Regions from separate parts of the Homo sapiens genome. Here region 2 is linked to region 1. A link is an interaction called in ENCODE POLR2A ChIA-PET data of the cell type or tissue named here. Cell type or tissue: B cell. All regions are shown on one strand.

What was found. Peaks named below come from ENCODE experiments on the same cell type or tissue, not always from the same donor. Only the 100,000 strongest peaks of a DNase experiment are listed, where the experiment ranks them.
Region 2: POLR2A ChIA-PET joins it to region 1 with 7 read pairs; 1 of 35 experiments calls an interaction of 5 or more read pairs at or near these places.

The regions. Positions count from the first base shown.
Region 1 is chr19:49,104,615-49,109,614 of GRCh38, reverse strand. It overlaps SNRNP70 (small nuclear ribonucleoprotein U1 subunit 70), which reads right to left. Exons shown (of 10, transcript NM_003089.6): 8 at 4,880-4,981; 9 at 1,903-1,990; 10 at 1,011-1,820. The coding sequence ends at 1,172. Among named protein-coding and RNA genes, the nearest start is that of LIN7B, 7.3 kb to the left of the region's middle. RefSeq lists an enhancer at 1,978-2,819. In B cell, CTCF peaks have their summits at 2,547 and 2,751 (motif pointing right); DNase peaks (open chromatin) are centred at 2,774, 4,479 and 4,694.
Region 2 is chr19:49,406,984-49,411,983 of GRCh38, reverse strand. KASH5 (KASH domain containing 5) reads right to left here. Exons shown (of 20, transcript NM_144688.5): 11 at 4,688-4,744; 12 at 4,313-4,372; 13 at 2,953-3,017; 14 at 2,701-2,788; 15 at 2,109-2,231. Among named protein-coding and RNA genes, the nearest start is that of PTH2, 14 kb to the left of the region's middle. RefSeq lists an enhancer at 2,963-3,012. In B cell, no CTCF peak of the experiment used is centred here; DNase peaks (open chromatin) are centred at 2,203 and 2,989; H3K4me3 peaks cover 1,096 bases; H3K27ac peaks cover 1,297 bases.

The DNA of each region.
Region 1 (5,000 bases):
CTAGAAGTCTTATAGTTGCAGTATCTGGGATATCTATGAAATATAGTAACTAGAGGTATGAAGTTCTTTTATTCCTAAGTCATTTCTTCCAGGGTCAGTTTTTCTATTTATCTTGTGGTCTGTTTTTCCTCAAATGTCTGGGTATCCTCCGTTGGTTAAACTGAAGCCATTAAAAAGCAGACTGAAATCCTGCGTGTCAGTCACAGACCCTCTGAGTTATCAGGCCAAGTTTGCCTTCAGGCTGAGACGCTTCTACAAGACACAAGCAGGTCTGAACACAAGCAGGTTTGCCTAGGCACCCCCGGCCCAGCTCCCAGGCATCCTGAGTGCCAACAGGGAGGCCAACTGTTCTGTACCCCGCTCTCCCTCTGGCCTCCCACCCTTGCTCTCCTGGAGCTGCAGCCTTGGCCCTCTAGGGTTCTGCAAGGCTGACAGGCTTCCTTCCCTGCACTCACCAGACTGAAGTGTTCTCACCACCAATGTCTTTAATCTTTTGTCCAGGAATCTGCTTGAAATCTCAATTGCTGGTGGAACCTCTTCTGTGTTTCTGCTCGTTGCTCCTCTGTCACTACTTATTATGATGTGGGTCCACCCTTCCTGCTCTGCCCCGTCTCACCCGTGCCCAGTGTATTCTGCCTTTCCTCACCCTGTGTGCCGCTCTCCCTTGCAGATGGTAGCTTCCCTTGCATATTCAAAACTGCGGCTTCCCCTGAGTAATCAAGCCCCCTCCTAATTCCCAGCCCCCCACCAAGACAGGGGTATGGTCAGCCCTGAGGAATGTGTGGCAGAGATGAAAAAGAAAAAAGGGTGAAAAACACAAGGGAGACAAGGAGCCCGAGAGGCCGCCTCACCCCACTTTCAACAGCTCTGGCTACTGGGCAGAGCCAGCCTCATGTCCTAACGCTCAAGTTTTAAGTACACCCTGGAAACCAAACCAAGCAGGGCTATCAAGTCAGGAACAACCTTCTGGGGAAAACAGAGCAGTGAGGAAGAAACCGAGGTGCCCACTATCAACAGGAAATTAATTTTATTTTTAAATCCAAGGGGCCAGAACAAATGAGACACCTACCCTTGGAGGACAAACTCAAGTGGCCAAGGTTGGGGGAGGGGATGACAGCAAGGGGCTGGGCAGGAACGCGTCCAAACACAGCAGATGGAGAGGACGACCTCTTCACTCCGGCGCAGCCTCCATCAAATACCCATTCTCCGGAGCCAGGTAGCCGTCGCCGCCCTCAGACTCCATGTACATGTCTCGGCTGTCGTTGCCCAGACCCTCCAGCCCGTTGTCCTGGCCACCGCCCCCACCTCGGGCCTCATCCCTGCCCCGCTCACTGCCCCGCTCCCCCCGTTTGTGCTCGCGGTCACGGTCACGGTCACGATCCCGGTCCCGGCGCCGCTCGCGCTCGCTCCGGTGGCTCCGCCGTCGCTCCCGGTCACGATCCCGGCCCTTTTCCTCTGGACCGTCAGGGCCGTCAGGCCCGAGCTCCCCTGGAGGCCCATCATCAGGGGGCGCGTCACCCGCCTCGGAGGGCTCCGCCATGTCGCCACCGCCGCCACGCAGCTCCTCCTTGCGCTCCCGCTCCCGCCGGGCCCGCTCCCGACTCCGGCTGCTTCGCCGCTTCCGGTCCCGGTCCTTGTCCTTGCTCCGCTCCCTGGAGCGCCTCCGCTCCTCCTTGTCGCGACTCCGTGAGCGCCTCCGCCGGTCCCGGGAGCGGGAGCGTCGCCGTTCTCGCTCCTTGTCTCGCTCCCGGCTCCGCTCTCTGCGCTCCCGCTCACGGTCCCGGTCCCGGTCCCTGTGCGGAAGCGGGGAGGGGCCGGGCCTGGATGAGGTGGGCAGACCTGTGTGGCTGGGCTCCCCCCGTGACCGCCCCCCACCCCAGGACACCGGTCGCCCAATCTTACCTCTCATCGTAGCGGGAGGTGTCATCGCGGCCTGAATGCCGGATGTTCACATCAGCCCCTCCTCTTCTGGTACCACCGAGGCCTCCTCCTGGGGCAGGGCAGACGGACAGAGGGTGAATCTGGGCAGGGACAGGGCCCGGAGGAGCAGAAATGAGCCGACTCCAAGAGCAAAGGGCAGGAAGGCAGCCCCTGGCTTAGTGTTCACAGGGCCGGGTCCCCCCGTGCAGTTCATCCCGCGCACTCCCATCACAAGACAGCCACGTCTTCTCTAATTAACTCACACAAAGCGTTCGCTAGGCAACAGCCGTTACTGGAACCCATGTCTGGCCCCAAAGCGCATCATCTTAACCATAGCGCACTTCACAGCCTCCTCAAAACCCTCCCTTCCAATCATCCTCGCCCTCACAGAAACCCGAAGCCAATGATCTTTCCACCCAAAAATGTGATCTGCTTAGAAGCCTTTGCTGGCGTCCCCCAGCCTAAGGTCCAAACTCCTCGTCAACTGGTGGTAGAGGCAGCAAGAGCGGGCCCTGCTAGCGTCTGAGCCGCGGCTCTTGGCTGCGTGTCCCAGGCCTTTCCCAGTGTCCCCACGCTCACCTTCCTGCCAGTGTCTGTGCATTCTCCTTGCCCTGGACTGGTCTCCCCTTCCTTCTCTGGTGAACTCACGCTCACCCTTAACGCTAGCCCGAACATCCTTTCTCGGGAAGTCTCTCCTCACAGTCCTATGTACTCACAGTTGCAGAAACGCTTCCTTCCCCTGGAGTTTCAGGTTTGCTACCTGAGTCGACCCCTACCTGCCTCTCCCACCAGACTGCAGGGCACCGGAACCGTGGGCATGCCCAGCTCTTGCTCACGGTACCAGCAGGTGGCGCTGCAGCTGGTATAGAAAGGTGGATGTGTGTGTGTCAAGTGAATAGATAGATGAACAGCCCCAAGGCACAGATGATAACCTCATGGTTCTGATGGGGAAACAATCTCAGATCAAGTCACTGGCCCACAGTGACTCAGCAAAGAAGGTGCAGAACTGGGCTGTCACTGCCGTCTGCTGCAAAACCTGCCTTCTCAAGCGCTCCTCTATCTCGCACTGCCTGGAAAAGCTTCCGTGAGGCAGGGCTGAGTTCTGTATAGAAAAGAGGCTGCAGGGAGACATTCTTATAGAAGCAGGCAGCGGACCAGGCACCTGCCATGTCACAGGCACAGGGCAGCTAGACTAGCCTTTCCTATATTCAGGTCATGACCCAGAAATGAGTCCCATCATCAATCTGATGGGTTGCAACCAACATCTTAAGAAACAAAACAGCAGAATACAACTATATACTTACTACATAGAAAAAACTGTTTCCTCAAACTTTAGGTTACAGTATTTCTGCGGGTGCACCGAGTCAAGATGTTATTGGCTAACACCAACAAAAAGTTTGAATGGCAATTGAACTAGAAGATTCTGAGATTCTGGAAAGACTGAGATTCTAGCATTTTCCCGCCCCAACAGGAAACAGCAGAGCTATAAGAACCCACTCCACCCCAGAGAGACCAGAGTAAGGTAAGAACATGCCTGGTAAGCTCCGAGGCTCAGCAGCTGAGAGCGTGGTCTCCCTAGCACAGGCGAGTCCAGAGCCAGGACACAGGGCTGGGAGGCAGGACAGGAGCCCCAAGTGGCTACTACTGCCTGGGTGTCTGCCCAGGGACCATCATCTTCTCTGACAACTGTCACTCAGCTTTGCAGGATTCAGTCCTCAATAAGCATGCCTGAGCAACAGGACCCCAGGCCCAACACTGAGTCAATCAAATGTGCCCACCCCGAAACAAGAGACTCATCCAGGACTGAGTGTAAAGCTGGGGCCTGTGGCCTGCTGCGCTGGGCCAGTGCAAAGAGGCATGGGACCGACCTAGCTGCATGGAGGCAAACGAGGCAGAAGCAAGCTGTGGGCTGTCACACATCACAGGTGGGTCGCCCCAGTTTTTTTGTTTTTTGTTTTTTTTTTTGAGACAGAGTCTTGCTCTGGCACCCAGGCTGGATGGAATGCAGTGACTCTATCTTGGCTCACTGCAACCTCTGCCTCCCAGGTTTAAGCAATTCTCTGCCTCAGCCTCCCGAGTAGATGGGATTACAGGCACCCGCCACCACGCCCAGTTAATTTTTGTATTTTTAGTAGAGATGCGGTTTCAACATCTTGGCCAGGCTGGTCTCGAACTCCTGACCTCATGATCCACCCGCCTCGGCCTCCCAAAGTGCTGGGATTACAGGCGAGCCACCACGCCTGGCCTGGTTGCCCCAGCTCTTAACAGCGTCAGCTACCAGGTTCTCAGGTCCACGGACATCACATACCTCCGAACTCCAAAGGATGCCCATGATTCTACATCAACAGGGCCCTTTATGTTTCAGGAAGCTCAAGTTTATTTCTGATACTTGCAGCCAAACTGACCTTGCCTGAGACAGCAAATGACAATGAGGAGACCGAATGCAGGAGGCTCAGAGGGCAGAGGCTGCCTCTGTGTTGCTCAACTAGAAGCCCGGCACACAGCTGGTGATCCAATAGGTACTTGCTGAATCAGTAAAAGAGTGAACAAGAGCAACAGCAAGCAGCAGAAGCAGATGAGCGAGTGACATTTACAACCCCAGCATGCGTCACTGCCAAGCTGGGCGCCCAGTACACTGAGCTCAGTGAACTCGGGGTTATTTCCACTAAGAGGAGTACAATGAGGCAGGAAAAGGGGACCCCCAGCTAGCAAGGGCGGACGCCAGCATGTGGGCTCAGGCCTCTCCAGGCTGGTGCCCCTGCTCCTCACAGTAACCCAGAACGAGGAGGCAGGCAGCTGTCAGAAATGTGATGGCCACAAGAGAGAGAAGCCGGAGATGAGGACGCGATGGGAGAGGTGGGCCGGCAGGAGACAGAGAAGCAGAAAGCAGCAGAGAAGGGAGAACAAGGCCACCAGGCCCAGGGCCCCCGAGAGCCCGTCGAAGGCAGGATGTGCTCACCTAGCCGCCGGGGCCTCCAGCCCTTCACGGTTCGGCCCCTCTCCACGTCCACAAGGACCCTCCTGCCATCAATCTTCTTGCCATCTGCGTGTTTGTAAGCGGCTGTAACAGATGTGGGGAG
Region 2 (5,000 bases), 300 kb before region 1:
CTTCCTTCTTTCCTTCCTTCCTTCCTTCCTTCCTTCCTTCCTTCCTTCCTTCCTTCCTTCCTTCCCTCCTTCCCTCCCTCCCTCCTTCCATCCTTCCTTCCTTCCTTCCTTCCACTCAAGTATCAGTTTTCCTTCAATATCTTCCCCAATCTCTGACCTGACACAGATACCCCTTCTCTGGGCTCCCACAGGCCCATCCCCCACCTCTAGCACAATGATCATTCTGCACTGGGGCAACCCATTTGCAGGGTCTCTCCTATCAGGCCTTGAGCACTGAGAGGCCCGGCCCCAAGGGACTCAGCTCTGTATCCCTGGGCCCATCGCAGGTTGCACTCTGAGGCCTGGCTCAGTCTTCCCCTTGACAAGCCTGTCTCTCAGGGGCATCTGACAGCTCAAAGCAGAAGCCCAATCTAACCTACACTTCTGAGGGATGAGGCTCTGTCCCCAACAAGCTGTGTGACCATTGGCATGTGATTTCTCCCTGAGCCTCAGTTTCCCATGAGTAACAAGATGAGGATGCCTGCCTTACAGAGATACTGGGAGAGTTAAATGAGAACCCAAACAAGCTCTGGTGTCAAAGAGAAACAAAAGCTTTTCTCAAACCAGGGAAAAAGTGATCAGAGAAATGAGTCTCTCCTTAAGGATGGCAAAGAGCTTTGAAGTGGTGCAGTTCTCAAGACAATACAGCTTGTTTATAGAGCTGTTTACAACATTTTCTTTAAAAGAAAAAAAAAAAATAGAGAGAGAGCCCAGAGCAGTGGCTCATGCCTGTAATCCCAGCACTCTAGGAGACTGAGGTAGGCGGATCACTTGACCCCAGGAGTTCAGCCAGACTGGGCAACACAGGGAGACCTCATTTCTACAAAAAATAGAAAATTTAGCTACACATGGTGGCACATGCCTGTGGTTGCAGCTACTTGGGAGGCTGAGATGGGAGGATCACCTGAGTCCAGGGAGATTGAGGCTGCAGTGAGCTGTGATAATGCCACTGCACCCCAGCCGGGGCAACAGAGAAGCGAGTGAGACCGTCTCAAAATAAATTAATTAATTAAAAAAAAAAAAGCCAGGTGCAGTGGCTCATGCTTGTAATCCCAGCACTTTGGGAGGCTGAGGTAGGAGGACAGTTTGAGCCCAGGAGTTTGAGACCAGTCTGGACAACACAGTGAGATCTCAACTCTATAAAAAAATTTTAAAAAGGCTGGGCATGGTGGCTCATGCCTGTAATCCCAGCACTTTCGGAGGCCGAGGCGGGCAGATCACCTAAGATCAGGAGTTCAAGACCAGCCTGGCCAACATGGCGAAACCCCGTCTCTACTAAAAAAAATACAAAAATTAGCCAGGTGTGGCAGCAGGTTCCTGTAATCCCAGCTGCTTGGGAGGCTGAGGCAGGGAGAACTGCTTGAACCTGGGAGGTGGAGGTTGCAGTGAGCTGAGATCGTGCCACTGCACTCCAGCCTGGGTGACAGAGTGAGACTCCATCTCAAAAAAAAAAAAAAAGCCAGTCATGGTGGTGTGTTCCTGTAATCCCAGCTACTTGGGAGGCTGAGGTGGGAGGATTGCTTATCCAGGAGATTGAGGCTGCAGTGAGTCAAGTTCACTCCAGCCTTGGCAACAGAATAAGACAAGATCCTGTCTCTAAAAACAAAAAACAAAAAAAACCCCAATGGTTATTGCTGAGTTAAAGATGTCATAGTGAGCTTGCTGGCTTTTCTTAAAGGTGCTAACATTTGAAACATAAATGCTTAATATATCCTTAAAATGCTGGAATAAACAACTTACTTATTCCCTTCCTACAGTAGTACGATTTTAAATAATGTAATTCCCAAGAGTGTTTTCTAAAAAACAAACCAACAATAAAAGCCACAGTGCAACTTGTGTGTTTGCTTGGTTCACCTTTGTCTACAACGCTGGCAGGTCAGTCCCTGGGGTAGGGGTGGTGTCTGGTCTGGCTTGTGGCTGGGTGTCCAGCACACACTGGGCCCTCAATTAACATTTTCTCATCAAATGGGGAACAAGCAAAAGTGTGAGTGAATGGGCTGGCCAGGGCGGCACCTGGAGCTCCTGGCCCCTTTCCAGCTCCTGGACTTCAGAGCTTTTCCTGTGCTCACCTGTCCCCCAGCTGGGGCTTCAGATGGAAACTCAGTTTCCTCACTGGTCTCATGGATGACTTCCTCCCACTGCCACACCCCACACAGAGGGTTGGAGAGATCAGCAGTTGCCACTTCCTGTTTCTGGGACAGAAGTTGTTTCCGAGGTCAGGGAGAGCCATATTAAGGTAGAAAACAAGGTCAGAGATAGAAATAGGTTTAGGTGTGCGGCTGAAAATAGGATGAGAGATAGAAAAGGGCTGGTGTGGGGCTGGGGTTGGGGAGTGGGCAGAAGCAGGAACAGGGGAGGATTTGGTGCCAGGACCAAGGTCTAGGTTCGAGATGAAGTTAAGGAGTGAGATGGTCATGGAGGGAGACGAGATAGGGGTGAGTCAAAGCTGGATCAGACTGGGGTCTGGCACAGGCCTGGGTCTGGCAGTGGGTTTGGGGTTAGGATCCGAGGTAGAGAGAGTTAGAGAAAAGCTAAGGTTGCGATAGGAGCCTCTGGCAGCAATGTGGGTTAGGGCTAGGCTGGTGTGAGGATCAGAGTAGGGAGATGTTTGGAGATTCTGCCTTGGTGGCCTGCAGCTTATTCCAGGGGTGTTAGGCCCACCTGTCGAATGGCCTCGATCTCCAAGCCCAGCGATGGGGGTAGCAGCTCGGTCCAGCCCACTCTTCTCAGCTGGGCCCCTTCAGGTAGCCTGGCCACACAGGAAGGAGGGAGGAAGATGGCCTCTGTGCCTGGTGGCCACTCAGTCAGCTCATGCTGGCCTCCCTTCCCTGCCCACCTTGGGGCTGGAGGCCAGGGTGTCCCTGCCCTTAGGCTCCCCTCCTGCCTCCTCCTACCCCTTGAAATTCCACTCACTCATCGGGCCCCTCATAGGTCTGACTCAGCTGCTCCTCCAGGCGTGAAATCTCCAGCCTCAGTTCCTGCAAAGGAGGAAGTGGGGAGCACATTTGGCTCTGCATTTTTCCCACCCTCCCATCCACCTCTGGGCTCCTCTTCCAGGGTTCTTTCCCCTTTCCTGACTACTTTGGGCTCCCCAGACACATACTGCCTAGGGACAAGGGGAAGAAAGCCATGACAGAATGTTAGGAAGCCAAAGAGAGAGAGCAACAGGAATCCAGAAGCTAAAGCACAGGCCAAGAGGCCAGGCGCAGTGGCTCATGCCTGTAATCCCAGCACTTCAGGAGGCCCAGGCGGGCAGATCACAAGGTCAGGAGATCGAGACCATCCTGGCTGACAGGGTGAAACCATGTCTCTACTAAAAATACAAAAAATTAGCCGGGCATGGTGGCACACGCTTGTAGTCCCAGCTACTTGGGAGGCTGAGGCAGGAGAATCGCTTGAACCCAGGAGGTGGAGGTTGCAGTGAGCCGAGATTGCACCACTGCACTCCAGCCTGGGTGACACAGCCAGACTCCATCTCAAAAAAGAAAGAAAAAAAAAAAGCACAGCCAAGACAATTAAAAGAAGGAAGGCAGAGGCAGAGATGCATGAAAAAATGAGACATAGATGGAAACAGACTCACAGACAGGCAAGAGAAACATGAGGGCTAAGAGACTGGTAAAGACCAGAGCCAAACAGAGAAGACTTGCCTAGGGAGACAGACAGCCTAGACCTAGAGGCAGAGACAGGAACCCACACGAGCCTCGCAGAGACACATAAAGATAAGGAGGGGAGGCTGGGTGTGGTGGCTCACGTCTGTAATCCCAGCACTTTGGGAGGCCAAGAGGGGTGGATTACGAGGTCAAGAGATCAAGACCATCCTGGCCAACATGGTGAAACCCCGTCTCTACTAAAAACACAAAAATTAGCTGGGCATGCTGGCATGCACCTGTAGTCCCAGCTATTTGGGAAGCTGAGGCAGGACAATCGCTTGAACCTGGGAGGCAGAGGTTGCAGTGAGCCGAGATTGTGCCACTGCACTCCAGCCTAGCGACAGAGCAAGACTCCGTCTCAAAAAAAAAATAAGATAAGGAGAGGAGGTGTGTGAGAAGACACCCACAGAGAATGAAAGTGAATGGAAGGAACAGAGAAAAAGTGAAAAGGCAGATACAGAAACAGAGGGGGAGACATGCAGTCATACAGTCATACATCAAGGATGGAAGAAGCAAGATGTGGCCACTGACAAAGAGGCACGAGGAGGAGAGGCAGCAAGTCCCAGAGATGGCAAAAGAGAAGTGGCGAGGGCCGCGGTGGGTGGCGAGGGCCGCTGAGTTACCTGCGTCGTCACTCTGTATTCTTCCAGGGTCTGGGCCAGGCTCTCCACATCGCGAGTGCGCTAGGAAAGCCGAAAGCCAAATGAGACTGGGACCAGTTCCCCAAAGACACTGGGGGTGGTGGTGGCGGGGGGACTGGCTGGGGGGTTAAGGGACAGGGTGAGCTTGAGGGAAGAGCTGGGGCACAAGGGAGAGCACCGGGCAGAAGGGCTTCTAGATCCCTGAGGGGTCACACTTGGGACCTGGGGAAACCCTCCAGTCTCTCCAGCTGCACATCCAAGGATCAGACCCAAGTAGGACTTCCCTTTCTAGACCAGGGGCAGGAAGTGGCTGGTGCACATGGAAAGCGAATCTCTTTCCCTCCCGGGGCCCCTTACCTCAGAGAGGATGGTGTCTCTTTGGCAAATGAGGTGTTCACACTCAAAGAGCTGCCGCTGCCAAGAAAGGAGCCGGTCCATCCATCCAGCCTCCCAGGACTCCCCTTGGTCCTGCCCTCCACCTGGCCCCACCTGTTCTCTCGCACCCCCACGTATTCAGCCTCCTGAGATGTTCCAGGACTTCAGGGATTTTAGGGATGCCTGGGTGGTCCTGGGAGCCTGACAGCTTGATGGAAGACCCTGCCCTTATCAGGCTGCAGTCACTAAAACCGGAAATGGGAAAAATGGCCCCGGGGTGGTGGAAAGTTGTCAG